2 separate regions of the Mus musculus genome follow, and region 1 is linked to region 2. The links are chromatin loops, found by intact Hi-C in ENCODE. Cell type or tissue: heart. All regions are shown on one strand. Links, peaks and the distances in the headings refer to the core of each region. The heading gives the core; the rest is flanking DNA.

Region 1 (11,832 bases), core at 73-8,072, 230 kb before region 2:
AATGAAATTAACTTGGTATTTGCCCTTTGCAAATGTTCTAGAGATTCACAGCGGATGTCCACATTTTAATATAAATGGTAGCATCAAACCTGTGAGTTTTATAAAACGAAGGTTTGGTTTGCTGGTTCATTGTTCTATCTTAACAAAGAGGAAGCCTCCAGAGACCCAATTTTCTTATTTTGCCCCATGCCGTGTCAGCCTTAAGCAAAATGTCCAGAGCCAACCACACTTTCTAGGGGTCTCCAGGTTGGTGGAGGGGCTTCGGAAGGTTTGAACTCCTAGAGACTGTGCTCAAACCTAAACACCTTTGCTGGCGTTCCTACCTAGGGAAAGATTTCAGTGCAGATAAATCCCAGAACTATTATAGCTGTGTCTACTGGTTTTCATATATAGTCAGGTTATGTTTTCTGAATGTCACCCTTCCCAATTAAGTGTAAAATTCTGTCAGTTATGGGATATGGAAGACAGTGGTGACATAATTAGAACTTATACATAATAAATAGTACATCTGTAGTATTTTAACCTCCACTAACAGTTATGAGATCAGTGTGTGGGCCAATTAACTATGGAGCTTTTTTTTTTTTTAAACCAAGGCTCCATAAACACACTGGTTTTAAATGTCCTAATTAGTAACTTGCTCATTAATTAACTTTCTGATTAATTGTGTAGCAATCTAATTTGTAGATGAGCCACTTAAAGAGTGATACCTTGTAATTCTTTCTTCTGTCTTTAAAATTCCCCCGTAAAATGTGATTTTGTACCCAGCTGGCCTCCTGGTTGTGGAAAACCCATGCTTAAGAGATGCTGTGCAGTTGGCCCCAAACTAAATTTCTGTTAATCTTGCTCTGTGTGGATGGAAGATGTCAGTTGGAGGCTGAGGAGGTGGGAGAGGACAGGGTTCAAAAAAAAAAAAAAAAGAAGGAAAGAAAGAAAAAGAAGAAGAAAGTGAAAAAAAGACCAAAACAATGTTATACCGTTGAGTAAGAAAAATACTTTCTCCTCCTGGAAAAGAAGGTAAAATGGATTTAGGCAGGACTTTAATCAGAACCAAATATCTTGATTGCAAAACCATTTAGGGGAAAAGAAAATATTTAAGAAGAAAACTTATTGTGGCCTCCACACCCCTATCATGGACTATTCCAGACATAATTTAAAACGGTGGACAAAAGGGCCAAGCATGGATTTCAATAGAAGCCCTCCCCCCAGCCTCCCCCCCCCCCCACCTCCACGCACTGGAACATCCAGGCTGTATTATTAGCATCAGAAAGGGCGACCAGTCCGGCTTCCACCAGAGCTATTGTTGCCAGGGTGTGTCGCCAGTCCTGTCCTGCAGAAAGCCTTTAGCCCTGATGGCAGATGATTCTCTAAGTGAATAGAGATGAAGGCAGGGATATTAAGTGACTCTATAAAACATCCCGGACACAATTGTGTGATTGATGGAGGACAAAGTGGGAACAGCAGGACAGAGGATCCTGGGAGAAGCAGCCTTGTCAATGCGAGAAACCCATCTCTGGAAACAGCTTCTCCGGGAGGAGTTTGCAGTCTATTTGTATGAGTAATCAGCTGGGCCCCCTCTCTGTCAGCCCTGTTTACTCACTGATTTTCTCAACAAGACAACCATTGACACTGGATGGATGGGGCTAATCTGGCGCAGAACTGGCGGCTTCGCAGAGGCTACAGGTCGAAAATAGAGCGCGGTGCCAACTTCACCTCGCCTAATCTAGCGGCTAATATTTATTAGAGCCAATTTATACCGCTGCTCTCTCAAAGAGCAAGGAAGGCCTCGGTGCAATTAATAACATAGGCGATAACCACAGACAAACAAATAAATAAGGGTTTGTGAACTGTTTGGCTGGTTTTAAGGATGGATGTGAAGGGGACAGGGTTGGGTTTGCTACCTGGAGCGGGAAAGGAAGAGGTAGTCAAGGTAGCCCTGAAGAAAGGCTGTCTCCCTAGCCAGGCTCATCCAATCTCAGAGCGACAATCGGCTGCAAAGTGGCTTTAGAGCCTACACGAATGTATGTAATTCCACAATGCAGCTAACAGAATCTCTGTACATAGACACCTGCCCTCGCAGAGAGAGGTGCATGCGCACACTCCTGTTGTAAATATCCAGTTTATGCGCATCCCCACCCGCTGAGGGAGACCCAGATTGCAAGACTGCTCTGCACTCAGAAGCCAAGCCTGCAGCCATCGAGAAGAGTGGCTATCTGGAAGCTAGGAAGTGGGGGACTGGGGGAGATAGGACAATAAAATAGGGCACTAAGCAGAGTGGTTTCCTTCTATAACCCACGGTTGTCCTTGAGGCTTGTTGGTAGTGATGCTGCCACAGGCCGAGTTTCCTACAACTGGATGCTTAAGGAGATTTTGCAGGGCCAAGCTGGAGAGAAGCAGATGAGTGTGTGTGTGTGTGTGTGTGTGTGTGTGTGTGTGTGTGTGTGTGTGTGCCCGGGTGGGTATCCAGTCGCCCACAGACTGGCTTTGCAAAGGGTTGGTAAGAGGCATTGTTCCTAACCGGGCGCGGCTTCACCAGGGGCTGAGATGTGCACGCTGACCTTACCGCGGACCTGGCCTGCAGACAGCTGGCTGCGAAGAAGGAAGCCCTTTGCCCTCGAGCCCTGGTTTCCCTACTCGCCCTCCCCGACCCCCTCTGGGCCAGCGGGCGCCCGCGCCTTACTAATTGCTCGGCTCCCTTCATGCACACATCTCCACTAATTTTACATTTCTCATTCTGCGGGTAGCTGGAAAGCGGCTCAGGGAATACGGTTCCTTCTCTTAGCTACCGCATGAATACAGTGAGTGGTGGCCGTCCAAGCCTCCCTGGCTGGGGGCTTTGGTAAATTAGCAGCTTGGCTGTATAATCAGGCATTCGCCATTGAGGCCACAGTACTGTACCCGCTAACCAGGTGAGATTTCATCATCTAATGGGTTGGGAGGTGTGACCGAGCTGCTAAGTTAGCAATTAAACTTCGCAAGTATCGTTCGATTGTTTTTTTTTTTTTTTTTTTTTTTTTGGACAGGCCACTGCAACGTTACCCCAGCTATTGAAAGAAAAGAAATCCCTTTCCAGAATATATACACAGACGGAAATGATTTTTGTGAAATCCATGGAATGATATAAAGGAAGTATCATGTCTAAACACACCGTTTGGATTCTGTATTCTATAAAATACAGGCTATATAGTTACAGAGTTCTAAATCTGCAGTGGGGGGAGGGGTGGTAGCTAGTTGCTGCAAAGGCAGGGAGGGACTGTGTGCAAAATATTAGATAACATCTAATCTAGGATAGAAAAAAAATCTAGGAAATCAGAGATTCGTCCCTTTTGGGCCTATCGTTTAGATTTATTATTGTACCAAGAACTGGTATCAAAGCAAAAGGGCAAACGGTCTCATAGAAGCCCCCCCCCCCCAGTAGGCAGCTCCTCTGGCTCCTGAGGCCTAAAGCTTTGCCATCTCCTTCTGAAGCTCCAAGGTGTATCCATGTAAGATGGGAAAATGGTTGGTGTGAATTAGAAGGCTCAGGTTCCCAGAAACAATAAACACTCTTGCGCTGGGGACAACACCCTGCGTATGTAGGTATGTGGGTCTGTGTAAGAGAGAAAACAGCACAAGACCTGGCTTCTCCCGAGCCCTAAGAGCTTAAATGGAAACATAACAGAAAATATTATTAGCTTTATCTGCTGACACTAGGGACACGGGTTAAAGTATTTTTCATTTAATTTGATAGTGAATAAGGCACTTACAGTACTTGATGATCTATTGATCAAATAGAAATGAGGTGCCAGCAACACCTCCTTATTTAATCCCCATTCCCACGATTAAAAAACCAAGTGAATTTAGGAAAAAAAAAAAACAATTTGCTCAGTAAGTGTTGTGTTATATAAAGAATAGAAAGAGACCCGTTCTTCCAACCTATAAATCTCTCCTTGGGCTAATATGATTGACTACAGGGCACGTGAACCCCCGCTGAACTGTAAACAGTGTTTTAATGGACAGTAATGGCCCTATGATTTTTAGCTATTGTTCCAAAATGACTACCATGTTTATTGCCATCATTAAAAATGAATTAAAGAGTTATGAAACTCCTCAATAATGAGAACTCCGGCAGTTTATAAGCCCTGTTCTGCTCTTCTCAGTTCACTTAACGGGCTGCATCTGCCCAGAGTGGTGCGGGCTGGGTGACACCCACCAGAGACCACAGTTTAGGGAACCCGGGTGTCCAGAACCTTTCTTTTGTCTGATGAGGGCCCGGAGAACTAAGAGAGAGGGAAGGAAAAGAGGCGGTGATGGGATGAGAGGGAACCCAGAAAGCTCTGCCCTTTCGGGTGTTCCCGGTGAGGAGGTGTGGTGATGGATGACTGTAGGAGCCGGGGACTGGGAGGGGACAAGATTCGCTTCCCTGCAGCAAAATGGCCTCGGTCAGGGTGGTGGTAGGGGTACGGATGGGATCCCGGGGTTGGGGTGGGGGTGACCAGAGGCGTGTTCCTAGCCCTAACCCGGCCGAGGAAGGCGCTGTGGGACCCTGTTAGGGCAGGCTGCAGACCCAGGCGGGGTTGCCTGGTCACTGCCCTGTAGTTCCGCGTGGTGGCGGCCACTGCACCTCCCCGAAGCCGGGGGAGTCGCTGGGGACCGCGCAGGAAAAAGGCTCAGCAAAGTTGCTCGCAGCCGGGGCACTGTTCTCCGAGGGGTCTCTGGCTGGAGTCTGCACGTTTCTCTTTGCATTAGCAAAGCCCAAAGTCATCCAGTTTGCGCTAATCACCACAATTAGTCCTGAATTATCACCGGACTCTGACAGACGTTCCTTGTAACTCTCTTTTATTTCCAACAGCCCTAATCAGCCGCTCTCATTACAAACGCTGATTAAACTGCAAATTATCCAGCAGCGGCCCTGTTCCCGTCTACCAGCAGCTCGTTCAATATCAATTAGGGCCGAACGGCAAAGCCTGCAGCCTCCCAGAGCCTCCAACTGCCTGATAGTGGCACTTATTAGTTTGGAAAACTAGGAAAATACTAATAATCAACAACCAAGGGGAAAGAGGAGGCGACAGAACAAAAGGACGGCAGCAACGCAGCCGTAGGGGCGAGCGCGAGCCGGGTGCTGCGGGCCCAGGTGCGCACCCAGCCGTGCGCGGTGCAGGAAAGGGACCGCTTCGCTGGGAGCGCTGGGTCCCCAGAGCAGCCGGCCGGGTGTGCAGACCGCCAGGGCTATTCACTAAGGCATTGGCTTCGGCTCGCCGAGGACGCTTTTTTGCAAATAATAATCGGATTTGGCTATTTAAAAAAAAAAATCAAAACTTCTAGAACCGCCCTTCATCGAGTGCTCCTGCAATCCGTTTCCAATAAGCTGTTTAGGTTGGTACTTAAAAAACATTGACCTTGTCCCGTAAATAAAGTGGGAGCTGATGACAGTTGATTTTATTTACCTATTCTGTCAAATTAGATTTCCATGGCAAAACGCTGCTCGCATAGGCTGCAGAAAGTGCAGCCCCGCGGCCCCTCCTCGCCTCTGGGGCTGAGGTGTAAAGACAAAGCTACTCCGCGCCTCCTTCCGCGCTACCAGCCTGTGTTCTGCATACCCCCTCCCCCTTTCGCCAGCAGCACCGGTTCCCCACCGGAGAAACTGTTCCCACCCCTCAAAGGCAACCAGGATCTGCTAAGGGGCAGCAATTGTAGATAGGTCCTGGAGGGTTTTTTGGTCACCTAGAGATACTGCAGGCTGGGGCCTAACTGCCATCCCCCGGGCAGGGGCAGGGGCAGGGGCAGGGGCAGGGGCAGGGGCAGGGGCAGGGGCAGGGGCAGGGGCAGGGGCAGGGGCAGGGGCAGGGGCAGGGGCAGGGGCAGGGGCAGGGGCAGGGGCAGGGGCAGGGGCAGGGGCAGGGGCAGGGGCAGGGGCAGGGGCAGGGGCAGGGTCTCTAGAGGCTGTTCTTTCCAACTACTTGAGATACCCGCCCCTTCCCCGCCTCCAAATCGAAAACAGAACAAGAAGAAACTAACTAAAATAAAAACAGGAAGAGACTAGATTGCTTATTTCTCTCTAGATTTGAGGAGTCATACATCACGCAGAATGTGGGTGCCTTTGTCTACACCAAAAAAAAAAAAAAAAACCACCAAAAAAACAAACAAAAACCCTACTTATTTATTCACTGTGGGGCTGAGCACCTTTGACATAAGAGTTCCCTATTAGAGACTGCTTACAATGGCCACCAGGCTTCTGTCTGTTCAATGAAAAGCCCTCGGTTCCTTTTTTTGGCTTTTTCTTGGAGGAACCTTGTTACAATTACACTTCAGAATTAAAACTCAGGCAAGGAGAAGGTTTGCTTCCTTCTTTGAACCTGATCACATCTTTTTCCCCTTTTTGCATTGACTGCCAGGAAGCTCAAAGTTCTATCCCTCACACAAACCTGCTCTGTGAGAAAAATGAGCCTTCCTTGTTTCTTAAAGGCCCAGGTTTTGCCTTTTGGTGGGACAGCACACATCTTCTGGACACTGATGATCTTACCTCAAGATGAGCCACACTTTGAGAAATATAGCACTTTTGCAATTGAAAATACGTGGCTTTTTTTTTTTTTAAGAGCCTTTACAAACTTACCACATATATTTATTTCTGGCAGCTTGTTATCCAAATTATGGGAGAAATTAATAGATTTTTAAATATTTCTGCTTTTTTCCCCATTACTGGTACTGGTACCTGTATTCTCTATAAACTGACAACCATCCCCCTAGGCCAGGATGTCATCTTCTGCCCACATTTCTAAAGTAAGATCCTGGGCAAGTTCTCCCAACAACCAGGCGTTAGTGTCCCCAGAGCCACTCCTGGTATGATCTTCTGGGGCTCCTCCGTTTCCTGTGTAACCCAAAGGCCATTTTCTACAAATTGTGTTCTCTTGACACTTTAGAATGTCTGCTCAGAAGCTAATTTTTCACTTGCTGTTGTGAGCTTGCATATATTCTCAAACTTATCCTATTTAAGAACATGGTATGGAGGTTGACTGAGGATGCAGCTCAGTGGGTAAGGTGCAGAGCAACCATGCACAAAGCCCTGGGGCTGATTTCCAGAAGGCATGAAGAAAGCAAGCTGGTTCTCAAATCTACCAGTGGACTGCTAAGCTGCCCCTTATGCCATTGGGTTGTTGCCAGGTTGGGGGCTACATGGTGGCACACACAGAAGTTTCCGGTCATCCTCTAGCCATAGTGAATTTGAGGCCAGAGTATAGAAACTCTGTCTCAAAACATCAAATAAAAACATACAGTGTGTCAGGTACTTGCTAAAATGTTCTTGTTGCCTCTTCTAACCAGGCAGCCACTGCATGACATAGGCACTGTTGTTGTTGTTGTAAGACTTAGAAAGTAAAGGGCATTTGACTTCCCCAGCTTCTGAGAAGAATGAATTATCCTTTCTGTTCTGCCTTCTCTTCTACTTCCTAGAGTGGGAAATTGGGATAAACATTTGGAGTACCTGATTTTCCAAATCTATAATCTTACCTCAATACACATACGACCCCAAATAACATGGCTTTGATAATGAGACTTTCTACTCTCAAAGCCACATCAAAACAGACTGTTGGTTCTCCCCTTTCTTACTGGGAAGGAGAAGGACCTCCCTCGGGTCGTTCCTCCTGTAGTTAAGCTGACCTGACAGTCACTAGTAGCTGTCCCTGTGCCTAAGGAAGAAAACACAGTTCTCTGAGATCCCCTTCTATAATACAATAGCCTGGGACTCTCAGAACAAAGGACCCCCAGGGACATGAGTAAAACTATTTGCACCTACTCCCATATTTTGGAAAGCAGACTTCTTAACCGAATGATGCCCCCAGCGAGCTTTGCTCAAATTCCTTGATAGAGAGGCTAGCTGGAAAAGCAGGGAGGGGGCACATAAGGGTGTTACATTGTCTGTAATAGATGAAAACATTCCCTTCGTCCCCTTAACAATATTGGTGGGGAAAGGGCTTTCCCCGGATGTCTGAGAGCACAAATTAAAGCCCCAATCTCGATGAGCCAGGCCTTATTTTGGATATTTTAAAATCTGATTTTATGTCCCGTCATGAGAACCTTGAAAAATTACTTCCCATCATGACATTTTAAAAATTGCCTCTTATCAGTGAAACTGGAGAATAAAGATGCTTTTAGCAGTAAAATATGGTACAGGATAGAGCCTGTGTTTAAAAAATACCACTGACAAGGACACGTTACAAAAAAAGAGGAAGGAAAAGAAGGCTGCTGTTGGCAGTGGCACAGTTGATCCTCCTTGCCTGAACCTTTGGTGTGCTGACGCCTAAGAGGCCCTTTCTACTGACATGGTACAGTTAGAGGTTATTGTAACCATCTCAGCAATAGACAGGAACTCAGCTGGAACTGATATGTGTGATCACTGATTGATTACCTGCCTGCCTGATAGTGTGTAGTTGAGTGAACTCATTTCCTTTACAGGACAGAAAAATTCACACAGGAGAAAGTGCAGGTCCTTAAATGACATGGAAATTACTGCTAAGGATACAGTGACGGACGTTTGCACATATATGTGCACCTATATGTCTGCACACGTAGGTGCACCTATTACAGGGATGGGTGTGTCCGCATTTCTAAAAACTCTCAGCTACGGCAGTCCGTATTTACAACGTAGCTAGAGGGATTGTCATTTTTAGCATTGAGAGAGAGAGAGAGAGAGAGAGAGAGAGAGAGAGAGAGAGAGAGAGAGAGAGATTTCTTCCTTCCAAGACATTAAGCTTCAAGTTTCCTTAGACTCCCCAGTCTTCCTATTGCTTTTGACTTTGATCTATAACCATTCTCTCCAAACATGCCCTTCTGGGTGGGGACTCTTCTGTTCCCCTTTGCTGTGCTATCTGCTTCCTCGGACACCTGAATGCTTCAGGATTAAGAATGTCTTTTTCATCTTCTTATCCCAGGAGCTGGGAATAATAGTAATGACTGTTCCACCAGAGTCTGCTGAAGTGAACAGCGACACTGTATGCCATGGCTTTGTAGGGAGAAGCTTGCTTCTGTGAGGTGGTTCATCTTAATGGGGTGCACACAGGAAGGACTAGCCTGGTGTCAGAAGACAGTTGCACGTGACAGGGCTTGGTTCCATTCTCCATGACACCTCCTGAGAGGAAGATGAGGCTAGACTTGAAATACAATTGGTTCTCCTTGTTCTTGACTGGAAGATCTGCCTCAGTTGGTCTTTCTGGGGTTTGTCTGATGATCATGTTGGCTACCCATAATCCATCATGTTGGTCACTCCATCTCAGGGCAGGTGACATAGCTACCTAGTGTACAATGTCCTATGTGTTTGCTTATGTCCTCATTCGCCATGATCAATTTTTCTACCCAAAGCAAGATGTTTTCGTAACCAACTCCCTGACAATGGCTGCAGAATACCCCACCCTAATTATTATTTCTCCAAACCCAGTTATTTTGATTCTCTAGTGTACCCAGGAGTAGCAAGTAGGGCCTTGTCTGTAGGATCATGGAGTCCATTGAGATGGGATGAAAGTCACAGACCTGCTGGTCAGAAAAACTCACATGTGCACACTCAGAGAAATTATACATACAGTTTTGTAGATACACATACCGGTTTGTAGATCCACCAAAAGCCCAAGCTAAAAAAATCTCTTCTTCAGAGATAGGCCCAGAGTCTTTGTTTATTCCGGGACATTTTGACAGAGCTAAAGTGTCTCCCACCCCAAACTACTCAACAAAAGCAGTGGCTGAGTTAAATTTTCTCAATTTCTCATTTTCTTAAATCCCTTCAAAAGCCAGGCAGAACTCCTGTGTGCCGATCTTTCTCTCCTGAGCACCATTGTGTGCATCCATCCACACAGGGTTCTTCCTTCTGGTCACTTCACCATATCCATTTCACATGCAGGTGACCACTGTCTGCGTTATTGCCAACATTTTAAATTCTTGGCTAAAAAGAAATCTCAAATTCACAGTCATTTTCTTTTTTTAACCCTGGCAAATTGATCACAAGAACTGAGATTCCTGCAAAAGGAGCATATCATAGCATCCAAGCTAACCTGATCCATCAGGTCACTATGGCCTTCAGATGGAGACCTCATCCTTTAAGCCTCGGCAGAGGGGCCTGAAACGTGTGTGTGTGTGTGTGTGTGTGTGTGTGTGTGTGTGTGTGCCCACACACACAAGTGCCTATGTGAATGTGTGTGCCTTCATATGTGTGTTCCTGTGTGTATATATGCCTCTCTGTATGTGTGTGTGTGTGTGTGTGTGTGTGTGTGTGTGAGAGAGAGAGAGAGAGAGAGAGAGAGAGAGAGAGAGAGAGAGAGAGAGAGTGAGTGTGTATGTGTGTTACTGGAATTGAACCCAAGGTCCTATATGCTTAGTAGGCAAGCACTCAACCACAGAGCTATAACCCACCCCACATTTGAGATTTCTTTAGAAAGAAAAACTAATTTCTTGTCTCAGAACTAAACAGAACTCTAAACAATTCTTTCTTAAAATGCTCAAGCTGGTATATTTCGGAGATAAGAACCATATGGATTTTTAAATGTTATTTATTTGTGCATGCATATGTGTGTGTGCATATATATGTCAATATATATGCCCCAGCACTGCCTGTCTCTTAACCGGGTCTCTGGACTCAGAGCCTCAAGTTTACCCAGCCAGTACCTCTCCCAGCTCTAGAGTGGACTTTTAATTATGATAGATTCACTATAAATTAATACCTCACAGTAACTACTGAGAAGAGAGCATATGGACTTTGTAAGCTCTTTTTGAAAAGTATAGTCTGAGTTTGAACACTTGTATATATTTTAAGAATAAACAAAGGAGTAACATATTCACAGAAAATGTCATGTTTACCATGTTTAGAAATACTTTCTCCGCAGACCCTGCCTTCTCTCTATTCCTGTCCCCAGCAGCAGGGAGAAGAGTCAAGTGTCCCAGATGTCTCTAGGAAAGCACAATCAAGTCACTTCACAGCCAGTGAAAGAAACAGATTTGATGTCTGGTGAATTGGCTGGAGGCGGCTGGAGCCTCTTCCCTTAGCACCACCTTCTTCATCTGTTACTCCAGTTTCAAATTGAGGCTCCGATTCTGTTGGTGAGGTTTTTAGCTTCCTAAGATCCACACCACATTTCACCCCGTTAGTTCCTAAACTGTTTCCACTTGCAAACCCTTGTCACCTGAGAAAGTTTTATATGACATCAGGCATTTTAAAAATAGACAAATCAAACATTTACTTACAGTAAATCATCAACAAATTTATTTTAAAACATTTTTGATGTGTGTGTAATTTTACCATTTAATAAAAATGAAAGGAAATTTGCTTGCTAGTGAGATAAATGTGCTAAATATTTTTTCATAAAGAATTAAATTGCGTGACTGTTTTATACCACAAGATGTAGCATTACAACTGTCCCCAGAATTTACTGACACTCTGATTTTGTGATCCATTGTCAAGGCTGAGAACAGCATCTGACCTAAGTGTATAATGCAGGGTTGGCGAGAAGGCTCAGCAGGTAAAGACAATTGCTGCTGAGCCTGATGGCCTAATGGCCTGATTTTAATTCTTGGGACTCACAGGGTAGAAGGAAAGAATTGTTTCCCACAAGTTGTCCTCTGGCCTCCATATTCATGCCAGGTCACATATGCTCCTACACACATATATATGCAAATAAGTAAAAATATAATAATAAAATGCTTAGTTACCCAAGATGGCAGAAGTATATTTAAGGCCATTTTAGACATTACTCAAAACTGTTCCCTAAGCCAAATTTGACAATTTCTTTTTTGTTTTTTTGTTTTTTGGTTTTTCAAGACAGGGTTTCTCTATAGCCCTGGCTGTCCTTGAACTCACTTTGTAGACCAGGCTGGCCT
Region 2 (16,758 bases), core at 3,502-11,501:
AGACGGCCACTAAACTCCTTTCAATACCCATGTTCTATGATCCTGTAGCATGCTGGTTAACAGCATAAGCTTTGGAGATACTGCTCAGGTTGGAACTCTAGCTCTTCTTCTTGTGACCTGTGCTTAGTTATTTCACATTTTCCTCTTTGTTTCCCCATTTGGAAAGCGAGCTTCCTGTCACACTTTCATAGGCAGCCATGTTGGTGAGACTTTATGGGCATAGCTTTTGATGATCCTCAGGTGTATCTTACAGCAAACTCCCTGATCCTCTGGCTCTTTCCATCTTTCTGCTCCCTTCTGCAGTGTTCCTGAGCCTTAGGTGCTGGTAGGTGCTTAGGTGTCCTGTAGATGTATTTGTTGAAACTGGCTTCACAACTCTGCATTTTGATAGGTTGTGGCTTTCTGTAATGGTCTCTGTTGCAAAGAGAAGTTACCTTGATGAGGGGTGTGGACTACACTTATCTGTGGGTATAAGGTCACATATTTAGAATGTAGTTAAGAAGTATGCTGGTTTAGTAAAATGGAGGTTGGTGGTTCTTCTCCAAGATACATGACTTCACTAGCCCTCACCAACATGACTGCTGAAACATAAGCTAAACAAGAACAACAGTAGACGAGCCCAAGTGGACAGAGGTTGGGAGGACAGACGCTCACGAGGCTTCAACCCTACACAAAGAGTTACAAGCAACCCTGGAATACTAAGACTTTAGCAGGAGAAGTCTTTCCCAGGGAAGAGCACACTAATTAGCCATCTAACCCCAAGTGGTCATTCCAGAAAATAAATACATGCAAGTAACATTATATAGACCTAGCAGCTCATTTAGTTAGGAAGGCATGTTTTTATTTTTATTAAGATTATCTATTTACTTTTTATCCCAGTTGAAGCTTACCCTCCCTCCTCTCCTTCTAGTTCTTTCCCCCCTCCGTTCCCCTTACCCCCATTCTCCACTTCTCCCCTTTTCCTCAGAAAAGAGGAGGCCTCCCACAGATATCAACCAGCCTTGGTACAACATGTGGCAGTAGGACTTCTATTGAGGCTAGATGAAGCAGCCCAGTGAGTGGAAAGGAATCCAAAGGCATGCAATGTAGTCAGAGACAGCCCCTGCTTCAACTTTAGGGGTCCCACACGAAGACCCAGCTGCACAACTGGTTCATCTGTGCACAGGGCCTATGTCTGTCCCATGCATGCTCTCTGGTTGGCAGTTCAGTCTCTATAAGCCCAGGTTAGTAGGTTTTCTTGTGGTGTCCTTGACCCACCTGGCTTCTTCAATCCTTTGTCCCCCACTTCCTCAGGATTTCCCCAAGCTCCACTTAATGTTTGTCTGTGGGTCTCTGCATCAGTGTCCATCAGTTGCTGGGTAAAGCCTTTCTGATGACACTTATGCTAGGTTCTTGTCTGCAATAATAGCAGAATGTCAGCAGTGTCACGGGGCTCCCTTTCTTGGCATGGATCTCAAGGTGGGACAGTCATTATTTGGCCTTTCATTCAAATTCTTCTCCTCCTTCTACTCCTGCTCATCTTGTAGCCAGGACAAATTGTGGGTCTAGGGTTTTGTGGATGGGTTGGTGCTTCAGTCCCTACACTGAAAGTCTTGCCTGGTTACAGGATATGACTGGTTCAGGCTCCATATCCCCCATTGCTAGGGGTCTTAGATAGGGTCACTCTTTCCCTTGTCCTAAGTTTCTAGCTCATTCCAGAGATGCTTCCCACTAGATACAGTTGTCTCTCCCTCCCCTCCCCTCCCCTCCCCTCCCCAGTCCCCTCCCTCCATCCACCCCAATGCTTAATCTATTTCCCTTTCAGGCATCTCTCCTTGGGCCCTCCTTGTTACTTAGCTTCTTTGGGTCTGTGGTTTGTTGTACGTTATCCTGTACTTTATGACTAATATTCACTTATAAATGAGCACATACCATGTTTGTCTTTTTGGGTCTGAGTTACCTTGCTTAGGATGATATTTTCTAGTTCCATCCATTTGCCTGCAAATTTCATGTCATTATTTTTAATGGCTGAGAAATACTCCATTGTCTAAATGAAAATTTCTTTATCCATTCTTCAGTTGAGGGGCATCTAGGTTGTTTCCACTTATTGGCTATTATGAATAAATCTGCTAAGCACATAGTTGAGCAAGTGTTTTTGTGGTACGGCTGAACATCTTTTGGATATATGTCCAGGAGTGGTATAGCTGGTTCTTGAGGTAGATCGATTCCCAATTTTCTGAAAAAAACGACCAAATTGATTTCCAAAATGGTTGTACAAGTTTTCACTCCCAAAAGCCATGGAGAAGTGTTCCCCTGCTCCATATCCTTGCCAATATGAGTTGTAACTTGAGTTTTTGATCTTAGACATTCTGATAGATATAAGGTAGAACTTCTGAGTCATTTTGATTTGCATTTCTCTAATGATTAATGATGTGGAACATTTCTTTAAGTGTTTCTTGGCCATTAAAGATTTCTCTGTTGAGAATTCTGAGAAGATTATGTTTACATATTTAGGAATATGTAAGCATGCATAGATGTATGTAGCAGTAATTAATAAAAATGAGGCCACAAATTTGAAAGAGATCAAGGAAGAGTCTAGGAGAGGATTTGGAGGGAGGGAAGTGAAGAGGAAATGAAGCAATTACAGTCTCAAGATTAAAAAAAAATTAAAAATTCTATCTGGGTCTCAATGCAAGGGACGGTACCTAGTCTTACTGCAACTTGATACGCCACGGTTGGTTGATATCCATTTCTGAAGAGAAACAGAAGAAGAGTCGATTGGAGGGCAGAAGGGGAAGTGAGGAAAAGGGAGAGAATTTGTGGTTGGGATGAGGGAGAGAGAGGGAGAGGGGGGTGGGGAATTTATTAAAAATTGCTACAGGGTTATTAAGAGAACTAAATGACCTAATACAATGCCTAGGATGCAGTAAGAATTCAGTGGTATCATGATAGTCTGTTGACATATAGAGTGTTTTGACATATTCTGAGGTAAATATTTTGTAAAATTTGTAGTTCTTTCCTTCATGGCATTTACAATCTAGGGAAAAGTTTATGGAAGGATAATTTTTTAAAAAAGCACAGTACTAGTTTAAATCAAAACAGAAAAGCTTAAATCGTAGTAGACAATTATGGTGTTAGCTTAAATTCTGACAGGAGAGAAAGAAGGGAAGCAGGAAAGGAGGACCTGAGGCAGCTGCCAGACTGTCAGCTTGAGCCCGTCATTAGAGGACAGTAGTGTTGACACACCAAGGCAGGGCTGCTATTCTGAGAACATCTAAACCCATCCTGATGGGTACCTAGAGACCTGGGGTCAGTGCAAATGGATTCTGAGTGTGTTTGTTCAAGAGAACATCACAGAGAGCTTGAGCATCAAGTCTCTGATTCAGTTAGCCAGGGTGACCAGGGTGGTGCAGCCTGCAAGGCTCCCTCAGGCACTGCGAGTGCCTCCAGCATAGGAGCGGTGGCTGAGGTTATTCCAATGTCTAGGTTTGCTAAAGGGAAAGCTGGAAGAAGAGGAACCTGCAGCCTGGTGTGGAGGCTCACACCTGGAATCCCAGTACATGAGAGGTGGAGACAGAAGGTCTGCCATGAGTTACAACTAGCTTGGGCTACCGTGACCCTGTCACCCGCACAAAATAGCGTGGGATCTCATATGATACTTATCTAATGAGCTGCTAGGAGATTTGAGGCACAAGGAAGGTAGGCCGCTTGGGATGCGGGATGCTTGAGTAGAGGCAGTGACAAGTCATGCGCACATCTCAGTGGAGTCCATGAGGGTTTAACCAGTCTCTTCCACACACAGAAAGTGAAATCACTGTGGGGCAGGGGGATGATTGAATTATTTCAGTCGGTGGTTTACATGCAAGCAGTCTCAGTGACAACGTGCACATTGGTGACATAAGCAACTGACAGGTCCCTTTCCACCGGGATGAGGGAAGTTGCTAGATAAGTAGGCAGTCTTTACCCTTTACACAGAGCCGCCCTCTTCGCCTTTAGAGCTGCCCTGAAGAGAGGTATTATCATGCATATTGTGTAGATGAGAAGACTCAGGTCTTCCTTGGTTAAATAACTCACACAGAGGTGCATAATTAGGAAGAGGGCCAGTGGGACTTCTTTATTCCAAATGCATGTACACTTTCTGAAGCCTGTTAAAAGTTTCAAGTGTACAATCAAGGCTGGCAGGAAATAAGGATTTCTCACTCAGATAGACAAAAGGTGGTTGGCTGAAAGTAATATTTGTTGAGATTTTTTTATATTAAAAATTTCATTTAAATTTTGCATTCCATTCCTTATTCCATTTTAATGTACAAATAGTGGTTTTCCTTATTTGTAAACAGTTTAAAAATTTATATGTACATATAAATTCTATATGTTTGTGTCATACTATATGGTGATTCAATTCATGTAAAAATAGCATTTTAAATGACTTTATTTCCCCATCCAAGAGAGCATTCCATGTTTCTGCAAGGGCTTGGGATATTCTCTGGCAGACTGCTGGTCCATCTTGAAAGTACAGTTCGTGTCCCGAGCGGTATGCAAATGACAAAATTATATTAATAAAAGATGGCTGGAATGCACTTAGAAGCAGTTTCCTGTGGAGTCATTTCAAACACTTGTATGAAATGCATAACGTATCTCATGGACATGCTTTATCTTATTTTCCACAATGGGCTGTAAGCTCCTCGAGAGCAAATACATCCATTTCATCTTTAGCACCATCGCCTGTGCCTGACACACTTTGTATTCTCAGAACGTGTTGAATGAATGAATGAATGACCACAACTTGGTAGCAATCTGCAGATTGAGGAAAATTTAAAACTATCGGCATTTCCGGTGATTCTGTCATTAACATGAGAAGGCTGTAGCAATAGTGCTAAGTGGTGTGTTAGCCTAACGCTTAGAGGTTCAGAGAAAAAGTAGTTCTCAGAAGATAGGGATTGCTTTTGGAGGAGCTGGCATTTGGCGGAGCCTTATGGGATGCATACGATTTGCTTACATCAATGTTCTCATTCTAGGTTGGCTACCCTGTTGGTGTGGCTTGCTTCTGACTAAGCTCAGCTGAATGTAGAAGGCAGAGCTCACCTGTGTTGTTTTCTTTACTGTGTATGCAGAATATCCTTCAGTGGCCAAGATTCCTGGCAAAGACGAACCACCAGCCATCTGGTAATATTTTGTCTTAAAATTTATTTTTCTATACCAATTATCATATCATTTTGCATTTCCTTAGAAGGAAAAAGTTTGGACATAGGCAATTTTCTGTTGAAGACACCATTAAGTAACAGAATTTATTAACAACTGCAATTGAACCAAAGGACACATCAACTGATGGTTAGTTCCCTGCCACCAAATGAAGATATATTATCAGTATTTGTGTTAAATATTCCATTTTAACAGTGTAGATACATATTCATTAGAAGACAGATAGCCCTAGAGCATGCACTTTGGGATACTTGTTATTTTTGCCAAGTCTGCACGGGTTTGAAAACTCGGCATTACCGTCTGTGTGTAATCTCAGAGTCTGTCATTCACATGTAGAAAACTCACCTCTCTATTTAGCCTGTGGCTGGCGAGAGATAGACATTTACAGGGCCCTCTGCCCTTGAGCTGTTCCATTAGTGCATGGAAAGCACCTTGCAGCCTGTGACAAGCGCAGCAGATCGGCACTAAATCAAAAATCAGTGCCAGCCAGGGATCTAAGCCACCATGAAGGTCACAGCCATCAACTGCGTGCCATCTCAATCCAGACAAAACACATTGGATACAGGGGGATTTTCACAACTCACAATAGGTGACAAACACCTCCTGTTAGAGCGAGTGACACCAGGGGGATGGCCTTTTAAGCACTTTTGACTTTTTAATCAAACTTTGGAAAAGCTGGAGGTGATTTTTCATATTTAAAAACCAAAAAATGCAACAAAATAAAAACCTCCACAGTGTGGTGCTGCGGTAGTGATGGCTGTGGTAAAACAGGTTTCTGTTGTTCTTTTCTTCACGTGTGGTTTTAGAAATCATTGGCTCTCCATAAAAGTAGTTTTATTTGGTGTCCTGTCTTCAAAACTGTGTCGTTGATTTTTCATGAAATAAACACTTCGTTCTTAAACTCTTTCTGCTTACTCTCATAGTTTCTGCTTACCTTCGTATTAAGTAGGAGATGCATTCTCATCTTTGGTCATCTGAGTCTACCCTTTAGTAAGATTTTGTTACTGTACAGTGAAAGGTTTTTTGAGGAACATGAACCTTTTTATTAAAAAAATGTTATAGCTTTAATTCTCTTTCACTTTCAACTCAGGAAATAATCAAGGAGGAGTAGCTCTCAGATTTAAGTAATACATCCTCGACTTCATAGATTTTCCTTGATCTCACTCTGAGAATTGATTGCCTATAAGTGGGAAGTGTTGGATAACTCAAAGCACCGTGCCAGACTTTTCTACTGTAACTCGGAAAATGCTTCAGAGAATGAAACCTACAAAGTTGCGTTTTCATAACTGAACTAGCACAGTAATATGATCTGACTGAATTATAGCACACTGTTAGAGGGAATGAGGCAAAAGCTTAGTCTTTCTAACTTTGCTGAAAGGTCTAAGATAAGGGATTTATGTATTTTTATACTAAAATAACCCTTTTGTAAATGCTGCTCAGCAAAACAGCAGAGGCAGACGACTACACTTGAAACCCTCTTTGCAGTCTGATCTGTTCAGAGAAGTGAAGGCTACTTTAAAAACAGGTCATTTGAGAAGTAGATCTTGAGACTGGATATTTCCACCATTGAGTAAATTTGTGGCGTATTTCCTGACAGTGTAAAGCCATAGTTCAGCAGAGATGTATGCAATAGAAGAACGCCACCTGCTGGCAACCTCTGTCAAGCTCTCAATTAGGAAAACTGGGGGACTCAGCCTGCACACTAGGAGAACACAAAGTTCCTTGGGAGCATTCCGGTTTTTTCCTAAGAAATTCACTTTCATTAAGGCAATGCACACCTTTAATATACATTATTCATTTTAAATTAACTTGATTACTAATTTTATGGAATCACTAGTTAGAAAAGCTTTGGAATAAGCTCAGTGGGCATTTTCCCCCTTCCCAATTTACAAAGTTTTTGTGTTCATCATTACCAGCAGTCAGCTAGTGGGTCTGTTCTATTTAAAGGCTCTGGCTTTTCGCTTAATGCAGCCCATCTGTTTCTGAAATAAATTGCAAGAATCCGTGTTTAATTTTAATCAATGTATTACTAAATATGCAAATTATATTAAAAGCCGTGGTTTGAAAAAGCTTTCATTTGTAAATATGGTAGCTTAAAACAGGAAGCATATCTAAAAGCCATTTAGCTACAGTAGCCTAACTCTAACACTGTGGCTGATTTATAAAGCAGATCACAAGTTGATCTTTCTCCCACAAGGGGATATGTAAAACTGTTGCATATCAGATTTTGTTAACATCTGATGGACTACTGCTAACAGTCTAAGAGACTCATACTTCAGCAACCATGTCTTTCACATTTAAATTAAGGTAATCTTATTCCATTCTACATCTTTCTAATTTTTTTACACAACCTAACATATGAATTTGCGTGATTGGTTTATGAATCACAGTTAAACCAATTTGAGCAAGGCTTTCAATCAATCTTAAATTTTTAGTGTCTAATTTACTTGTGATTTACATAATTAATTGTGGAAGGAATCCTTTGGGAGTCTCCCTTCTCCCCCTCTTCTCTGTCTAACCTTGTGTCTCATCCATGGGCTACACAGCCCGGGAGTGATGGAGTTCTTTCAGGTCTGCTAGATGACATTTTAGGAACCCAGAATAATGTGGTGCATTATCCCCTCTGATCTGCCTGGATTAATTTAAATTAAGTTTGTTATCTGCAAAACAATTAATTTAGTATGTCATTGAATTGTGTAGCATATCGTTTATTAAGCAATAGCCACAAGGAAAGCTTTTGGAGTTCTTCCCCATATCCAGTGCATGAGTATGTAGGAATACATATATACTCATAGTGAAATACGGGATCTGTTGCCTACATATCGTGGTCCTGGCTTCTGTACGTTTCCTAAAAACGCCAAGTGGTACCCTTGAGTGAAATAGCAGGAGTCTTGCTAGCTTATTGTTAGCACAGTAGTTACTAACAACAAAAACCTATGAACTCACACTTAAATAAATTACAATGAAACAAAAGTAATAAGCAAATAAAAGTATCACTGTCTAGTTACTGTATCCCATTTAGTGGGCTTGATGTTCTTGCGGCTCTTTGCATCTGTCTTTTGCAGCCGTAGAGCACAGATACACTACACTGGTGTGCTGCTGTGCATTTCCTACCTGTTCTACATCTAGGACCATCATATTGGCCGTGGGGAAGCATTTACACCACCGAAGCTAGCAAATGCTACAAGCTCACTAGTCCTGCCTTATGTAGAGTTGGCTCTTCAAATCCCACTGCTGCCTTTATTCGTAATACTGCAGGGCCACCCCATCCATGCTCTCCTGTTATTTATCCTTGGGGACTAAGCTGAGAGAGTAACAACAGCTGACTATATATACATAGCTCCAAAGAAGAATTAAAACCATTTTGATAAATTTCAAAAACTAAGTGTGATCCCTACCATCAGACAATTTGAAAAATACAGAAGTTTTTTTTTTTCCCAATGATTTTACTATCATAGATGAAGGAGAACATCGAATAGCCATATGGTACTAAGTAGTCTCTGTCTTCCATATTGGCTTAGTTACTTATTGCCTTGGGGCTACCAAGCAATCTAAGCTTGGAATGTGCTAGAAAATTGGTGAAATAAATTATTTCAAGAATATAAGTAGTAGAGTCATTCCATAGGTCATCCTTATTAAAAAATAAACTTATTTCTCTGTGGAGCAGATTTATTAATTACACCTCAGAATGCTTAATAATGGAAAAATTTTAAGCTCTGCTTGTGATCTTCTTCCACACAGCTACTGCTCTTCGAAGACCACACCTCACACACAGGCTGGTTACAAGCCCCAGGCTCCCTGGCTCCCACAGTACACTTCTGCTTTCCCATGCCCACCTGAGACCAGAGAGACCAGAACTCCCTGACTCTCCAACCTCCTGGGAGCACACTTCAGACGCTAGACTGGATCACTGGGCCAGGCATGTTAGAGGTCTTGAGACCTTGGACTTCCTCCAAGCTTGTGTGTAGCCCTGCTGGTGAATCCAGATGAACCCTTTCTCCTACTTGTAGAACACACGGCTATTACCATGCATGTGCTCTTACTGGAGAAGCAAGAGGACACATAACCAACATGCACCTGCGGCGCATGCGCAATGCTCCTCGTGCGTCCTGACTCGCACAGTACCTTACAAACTAAAGACACATAAAAGCACTGCTCTTGGAACGACGCCCATCACAGTGCACAGTGGTTTATGAGGCTAAACCCATGCCCCACAACTGAGCCGAGGTCTTCAGGTATCCCATCCATGGACTGACACTCAGTGCTTCTGGTACTGAAGTTTGAGCCACACTAAATTGAGCCAAGATCTGAGAAGCAGAAGGTGTATCACAAGCTAAAAACAAATGACCACTTAACTCATATGTACCAGAACGTCTCATCCAGCAAACTAACTCCAGGGACAAACTCTAGTAACATGAAAAGCTGAGAAAAACGTCTTTCAAAAATTACTAGTTCCATAGCAAAGGCCGCCAATGACAGTGACTTGGATGAAATTCTAAGGGATGCAAAAGAATGGTATAAATATGTTAACGGATCTCAAGGGAGACTTAAATGTACCAGTGAATTCAGAGAGGACACAGGTCATACTCTGAATAAATTCCGCCCCCCCCCCAAAGAAAACAGCAAACAGGGGAAGGAGACAAGTCCATTCGTGATATGAAAATAGAGCCAAGCATAGAGTGGGGAACACTGACGAGAACACAGCTGAAATGACCTGGGAACAACAGTTTAGGAAGAGCATCAGTACACAGCCTCCCCATAGAATGGCAGAAGGAAGGGCGTGAGCCTAAGGCAGAGGATTTGGGTCATTCAGTTAAAGTCAATGGCAAATTAAAAAGAACAATGTATGAATGGAATATATTAGGTCTGTGGGACACTGTAAAAATACCAAATTTATAAATTATGGTCATAGAAGGAGTATAACTTTCAGGCCAAGGAACAGAAAATATTTTAAATCAAATCATAGAAGAAAATCCCCCAAATCTAAGAAGACCTATTCACGAGTCATACTGAAGACCAACTGGAAAGGAACACAAAAGAGACTGACTCTCCGTGTCTCGTTATAGGTCAAGGCAGAAAGAGAGAGTGCAGTAACAGTGACTGGGCTCCAGGCATAGCAAGAACCTTTAGTGCCAGCCCTCAGGAGGCAGACATGGGCAGATCTCTGTGAGTTTGAGGCCAGCCTGGTCTGTCTGCATAGTGAGTTCCAGGACAGTCATGGCCATACAGAGAGACCTCATCTCACAAAACAAAACAAAACAAAACAAAACAAAACAAAAACCAACCAACCAACCAAACAACAAAAACAAAGAAAAGAACATACCAAGGAGGAAAAGGAACAAGTCATATAAAGGCAGGCGTTGCCAAGCCACAGCTGAGTTTTCAAAGAACTTGATAAAGGTCAAAAGGACATGGAAGGATGTTTTTCAAATTCTAAAGGATCACAGTTACTAACCCAGACTACCTTACCCAACAAAACTGTCAGAATGGAGGGGACAGAACTAGCTGTGACAAAGGCAGCACATGTCCAGTGAGCTGGTTCTACCGAGAATGCTGGGGACATGTGAATAAAAGACAATGGTAAACATATCCAAAATTGATTTAAAAAATTATTGTAAGACATTTGTTAGGCAAGCGAAGACTAAGAAACCCCAGAACACCACACAAATTCAGGAATTAATACACATCTCTCAACAATAACTGAATATTCACGGGCTAAACTCCTCAATGAAAAGACACCAAAGATAAAACAACAAATCTTTCTTTCTGCTGCATACCTGACCACTAAAAGATAAACTGTCTATTTAAAACACTGAATACGAACAGACTCCAGGGATGTATTTCTGACAATTCTTGAGCTAGCAAGTCCAGTGTCAGGGCATTGCCGACTTCGTGCCTGGTGCAGACTTCCTACCAGTAAGAGTTCCTTACTGCATCACCCACGTCCTAGTACCACAGGGATTGTGATTGGGCTTCCGCTGAAGAATCTGGGGCAGACACGCACATCTGGGTCAGAGCAACCACCCTGTGCAGGGTTCTCTGCCATCTGGGTAGTGTTCTCTGCCATCGGCCACTAATCCTTCCTCCATTCACAGAGACTGCCATTCCAAACACTTTGTACAAATGGTGCCTGACCGTCTGCTACCTTTGAGGTTGTCCACCACCTCAAACACCTAGTCAGTGTACTTCTGAGACTAATTCAAATTGTGTAGCTGTCAATAGTCTGCTCATTTTAATTGCTTAGCAGTATCCCATAATGTACAAATCATAATTTCCTTAATTGCCTGTTGGTGCCAGCTTTTTCTCAATTACAAATAAAGTTACTTACACAGTTATGTTTAAGTTTTTGTGTAAAAGTAATTTCCTTTTTTTTTTTAAATTTTGGTTAGCCTATACAGAGTTTCATAACTGTCAAAACTATTTTGTGACTGCCTGCCATTTTAAATTCCTGTCACTAGTAAAATATGAATAAGTTAGCTTCTCTGATCTTTTGCCAGTATTAGTGTGCTATTATTATTTTTACACTTATTTATTTTACCCCCCTTCCATGTATATGTTTGTGGGTGTGCACACATGTCATGTACACACACCCATTCACACATGGGGCAGGGGGCGCAGACACCTATAGAGGTCGGGACATCTTGCTGGAGTTGATTCTCTCCTCCATCTCTCCAACCCTTGTACATTATTATTTAGTCATTTTGATAAATATACAGTGATATCTCATTCTGGTTTTAATTTCAGGTTTCTTACTGGCCAGCAATGTTGAGCATCATTACCGTGGTACATACAGGACTACATGTGCCACATGGAAACGTGCTGGACTCCATAAGTCCATGGATAGCTATCAGCAATTCTGAAAAGTCCATAGCCACCATTTCTACCAACTGTTCTTTGTCACATTGTCTCCCAGTCTGTCATCTGATTTTACCTGGTTTCCCAGACTGCTCCATGTCTCTTAACATTTCTTTTACATTTCTTCTTTGTCCCTTTGTCTGCTTCATTTTGGATAAATTGCCAAGTTTCATCTTCTTGTCCAACATGAACCCTAGACTGGATTAATGCAAGTCCACATTTTAACAAGGGAGTTGGAAGTTCTTATGAATATTTGTGCCTCTCTGGGCTCTGCCAACAGCAGCCAAGAAGGCTATCACCAGACAATGACTTCTGTCTCTTCAACCAGAACTCAGAATCAAAATAAATCTCTTTTCTTTATAATTTACCCAGTCTGCAGATTTATTTTGAGCCTAAAACAGCACACACTTTATAAATAGAAAGCACTCTTTCATGTGAGGAACAAAGATGATAAAACAGTACCATAGCCATTGTTGCTTTTGGGCTCTGGTCCCTAACGACAGATCTGTGTCTTGTATTGGTCATCTCTTTGACTATGCCTTCCCCATGTTAGATTTCCATAAACAGTTAAATTGTAGTTGTATTGGTGTTTTATCCAAACCTAGTATTTGTAGTTTTAGCTTGGTTGCCTTTCCTTTTATTTATTTTTTCCATATACCATTTCCTCCACATGTATAATTGAGTAAATGCAAATGTGTTCTAGAATTTTATCTAAAGTTCTATATTTTGATTATATTTTTTACATAAGACCTGTGTAAATTTAAAGATTCTATGCACTGATGATATTATATTAGTTTATATGATGGCTTCTTAAACAAGCAAAAAAAAAAAAAAGATACTGTATTTAACCTTTAAAGCAAATATTGAGTTTTAAAAGACCCTACTTAAGCTTGTGTTCTTAATATAGAACTTTTAGACTCAACTAGAATTATTTAAATTTCACCAAAAATCTCATTTTGGATTCTGTAGGTTAATATTCATACAATAACTATGAGTATGTTTTTAAAAAATTCTTTATTTTATTTTTATTGTGTGAATGTTCTGCCTTGTGTTTTTCACTGTGTGTGCTTGGTCCCTGTGGTGTTCAGAAGAGAGCCTCAGATCCCCTGGAACAGAGGCAGCTGTGAGCCGCTGAGAGGGTGCTGGGAATGGAACTCTGTCTTCTGCAAGGGTGGCCAATGCTCTTAACCCCTGAGCCATCTCTCCAGCCCCCATGAGGGATGCTTTGTAACATAATGCACATGGGCTGGCCTGGTGGAACAGGCCTGTAATCTCAGCTACATAGAGGCCTGAGGTAGAAGAACTACAAGATGGCATCTTATATGGGCTAGAGTGTGAGATCAAGGCCAGCCTCCACAACTTAGTGAGACCCTGCCTCAAGAAAAAGAGAAAAATCAGGGTGCGAGCAAATAAGTTCCTGGCAGAACACTTGTGCAGTGTGCATAAAGCCCTAGGTTCAGTGTCTAGTAAACCCATATAAGTGCTTACATCCCTTAATTCCAAAGTGGGAGTTCACAGTCCCATGGGATTCTGTAGGTCTTGCAAAGGAAGATCCAAGCTTGCTGACATTAATTCACTAACATTTTGAAGAGCAGAGGTATGACATAGGGAAGCAGCCACTGCACAGGGAGCCCCATGAAACAAATCTGATAGGATTCTAACATATGGAGACGTCCCTGTAAGGACACGGGGGCTCTGTAGCTTATTCATGGTGGCGTGAACGACTTGCTTTGCTTTTTGTGTCTTCTTGGGCTCCTCAAGAGTTGGCTTTCAGTTCTGTTCTTCCATACATGGCATGCCACCATCCCCATTCATCCCCCGAACCTTCTTTATCTTTTATATCCCTCCAACCTTGGCCTTATTCCAGTTCGAATCTCCTACTCTCTAAAGCATTCGGTGCACGTATGTATAAATGTATGTGTATAGGAAGTACGAACACCTAAAAATTATATATTTGTATATGTGTTTTGCTTTAAATATGTATTTCATGAAGGCTACTGATGTAAGTTTATTGCCTTCTCTGCTCAACAATATTTAAAGCGTCAATCATGCTGCCGCCTGCACTTTTGGCTGTTGTTTCTGACTGCTGCTTATCATTTAATATCTATCCATCAAATTTTACCTGTCAGTTCCTCTACTAAGGAATATCTAAAGTTGACTCCGCACACCACCCAAGCAGAGAGGAAGGTAAATGTTGCAAAGAGCCACTTTATGCCTGGAGGGGCGGTTCTCGAGGGTAGGTAGCCTGCAGTGGTATGTCTGGTGGAGAGGAGCCTGCCTCCTGAAGGCCACCAATTCTTAGCTCTTTGTCATGGTAATTGTACATCTACAGGCAATGCATAGGGAGTTTAGTCCTCATACTCTTGTTAACACATATGAATTTCAAGGACATTTAAAAAACGTGAACTATCAATACACTTAAAAGCACACGAGCGTACATCCCAGTCAGTTACAGGATAAAGATGTGGAGCATGTGTCAGGCCCTGGACGGCTTATAGTTACCTTGTTTTTGCTATTGTATATATCCTTCTGTAAAATCGCCATATAATATACTAAAAGTCACTTACACATTCTAATGCTGATAGGGACTTGGGTTTCAAAAATATGTATATTATAGTAAAGATACTGCAGACATTTATTTAGGCTGTTTACATTTTCTATTACAGTCCACATTTCTTTTCTTTTCGTTTTTGGTTTTCTTTAAGACGGGGTCTCACTAAGTAGCTTTGGCTGTCCTGGAACTCACTCTGTAGACCAGGATGGCCTTAAGGGCACAGAGATCCACCTGCCTCTGCCTCTCAAATGCTGGGATTAAAGGGTTATTTTGAGTGACAGTTTGAGGGGACAGTCCTATGGTCAGGGAAAGCAGCAGCTGGTCACTCTGTGACTGTGGCCAGAAAGCAGAGAGGGGGACAGTGGTACTCAGCTCACTTTCCACGGTGTCTCTTTTTATCCAGTTTAAGACCCTGGGCCACGGAGTCTCAGTGCACACAAGAGGGTCTTCTCTCTCTCAAGTTTAACCTCTTTACAAACAGCCTCACAGGCTTGCCCAGAGGTGTGTCTCCAGCCAAGTCGACAAGAAAGATTAACTGTTGCAAGCAAGCATGCGTTTTCTCTCTGCACGGATGCTCTGAAATGTGTTGATCAGTTTCTGTATGCTACTCCAGCATTGCATTTCTGTAATAAGTATGCCTTGCTTACGGGGCGGCGTCCTCTCTCTGTGTTGCTGCATTTTGTTTGCTGACACATATATCTTGCTTTGGATTTCTATTATATTCATGAATTGTTGCTAGTAATTTTTCTTTCTCAAAATGTCCTTGCCAGCCTTTTATATTAGGCTAATTTTAGTCTGACAAAAGTAATAGAAAATCACCCTTATTTTTCCAATTTCTGGAAGATTATATGAGATTGATGGGACTTACTTGACTGGTGCAGTTGACCTGTGAAGGCATGGATTTCACTTTCTTGTAATAGTTAACAAAGTATTTATCTTTTTAAAACTTCTGATATGATTTTGGTAAATTGCATTTTCTATGAAGTCCACTTTACTGGAAATTTCAATTTTGTATTCATAAAATTGTTTATAACTTTCACTCAAAAATATGTAGTATGTTTTTATATTTTAATGTTTCATGTTCATGATTTCTACCTGCTTGCTTTGATCAGTCTTCTCATAGGGTTGTCATTTGTGTGTGTTTACAAATTTATGTATGCACGTATCTATCATCTATCTATCTATCTATCTACCTATCTATCTATCTGTCTGTCTGTCTGTCTGTCTGTCTGTCTCTATCTATCTATCTATCTATCTATCTATCTATCTATCTATCTGTCTATCATCTGTCTGTCTATCTATCTATCTATCTATCTATCTATCATCTATCTATCTATCTATCTATCTATCTATCTATCTATCTATCTATCATCTATCCATCCATGTATCTCTATCTATATGCCATATAATACCTTACATCATATGTATCTGTGTGTGTGTGTGTGTGTGTGTGTGTGTGTGTCTGTGTGTGTGTGTGTGTGTGTGTGTGTGTCTGTGTGTGTGTGTGTGTGTGTGTGTGTGTGTGTATCTGTGTGTGTGTGTGTGTGTGTGTGTCTGTGTGTGTGTGTGTGTGTGTGTGTGTGTGTGTTGTGTGTGTGTATCTGTGTGTGTGTGTGTGTGTGTGTGTATCTGTGTGTGTGTGTGTGTGTGTGTGTGTCTGTGTGTGTGTACGTGTGTGTGTGTGTGTGTGTGTGTGTGTGTGTGTGTGTGTGTGTGTGTGTGTGTGTGTGTGTGTGTGTGTGTGTGTGTATGTGTGTGTGTGTGTGTGTGTGTGTGTGTGTGTATCTGTGTGTGTGTGTGTGTGTGTGTGTGTGTGTGTGTGTGTGTGTGTGTCTGTGTGTGTGTGTGTGTGTGTGTGTCTGTGTGTCTGTGTGTGTGTGTGTGTGTGTGTGTGTGTGTGTCTGTGTGTGTGTGTGTGTGTGTGTGTGTGTGTGTGTGTATCTGTGTGTGTGTGTGTGTGTGTGTGTGTGTGTGTGTGTGTGTGTGTGTCTGTGTGTGTGTGTGTGTGTGTGTGTCTGTGTGTCTGTGTGTGTGTGTGTGTGTGTGTGTGTGTGTGTCTGTGTGTGTGTGTGTGTGTGTGTGTGTGTGTGTCTGTGTGTGTGTGTGTGTGTGTGTGTGTGTGTGTGTATGGTGTGTGTGTGTGTGTGTGTGTGTGTGTGTGTGTGTGTGTA

Evidence for each region. A loop is a pair of places that touch in the nucleus more often than their neighbours do. Peaks named below come from ENCODE experiments on the same cell type or tissue, not always from the same donor. Only the 100,000 strongest peaks of a DNase experiment are listed, where the experiment ranks them.
Region 1: it touches region 2 in a loop (2.0-fold over the local background); 3 of 42 quality-filtered maps call a loop at or near these places.

The regions. Positions count from the first base shown.
Region 1 is chr13:94,705,414-94,717,245 of GRCm38, forward strand. No RefSeq gene overlaps it. Among named protein-coding and RNA genes, the nearest start is that of Gm32351, 8.4 kb to the left of the region's middle. In heart, for the core only: a CTCF peak has its summit at 4,578; no DNase peak of the experiment used is centred there; H3K4me3 peaks cover 1,671 bases; H3K27me3 peaks cover 5,993 bases.
Region 2 is chr13:94,934,618-94,951,375 of GRCm38, forward strand. No RefSeq gene overlaps it. Among named protein-coding and RNA genes, the nearest start is that of Wdr41, 33 kb to the right of the region's middle. In heart, for the core only: a CTCF peak has its summit at 6,829 (motif pointing left); no DNase peak of the experiment used is centred there; H3K27me3 peaks cover 1,697 bases.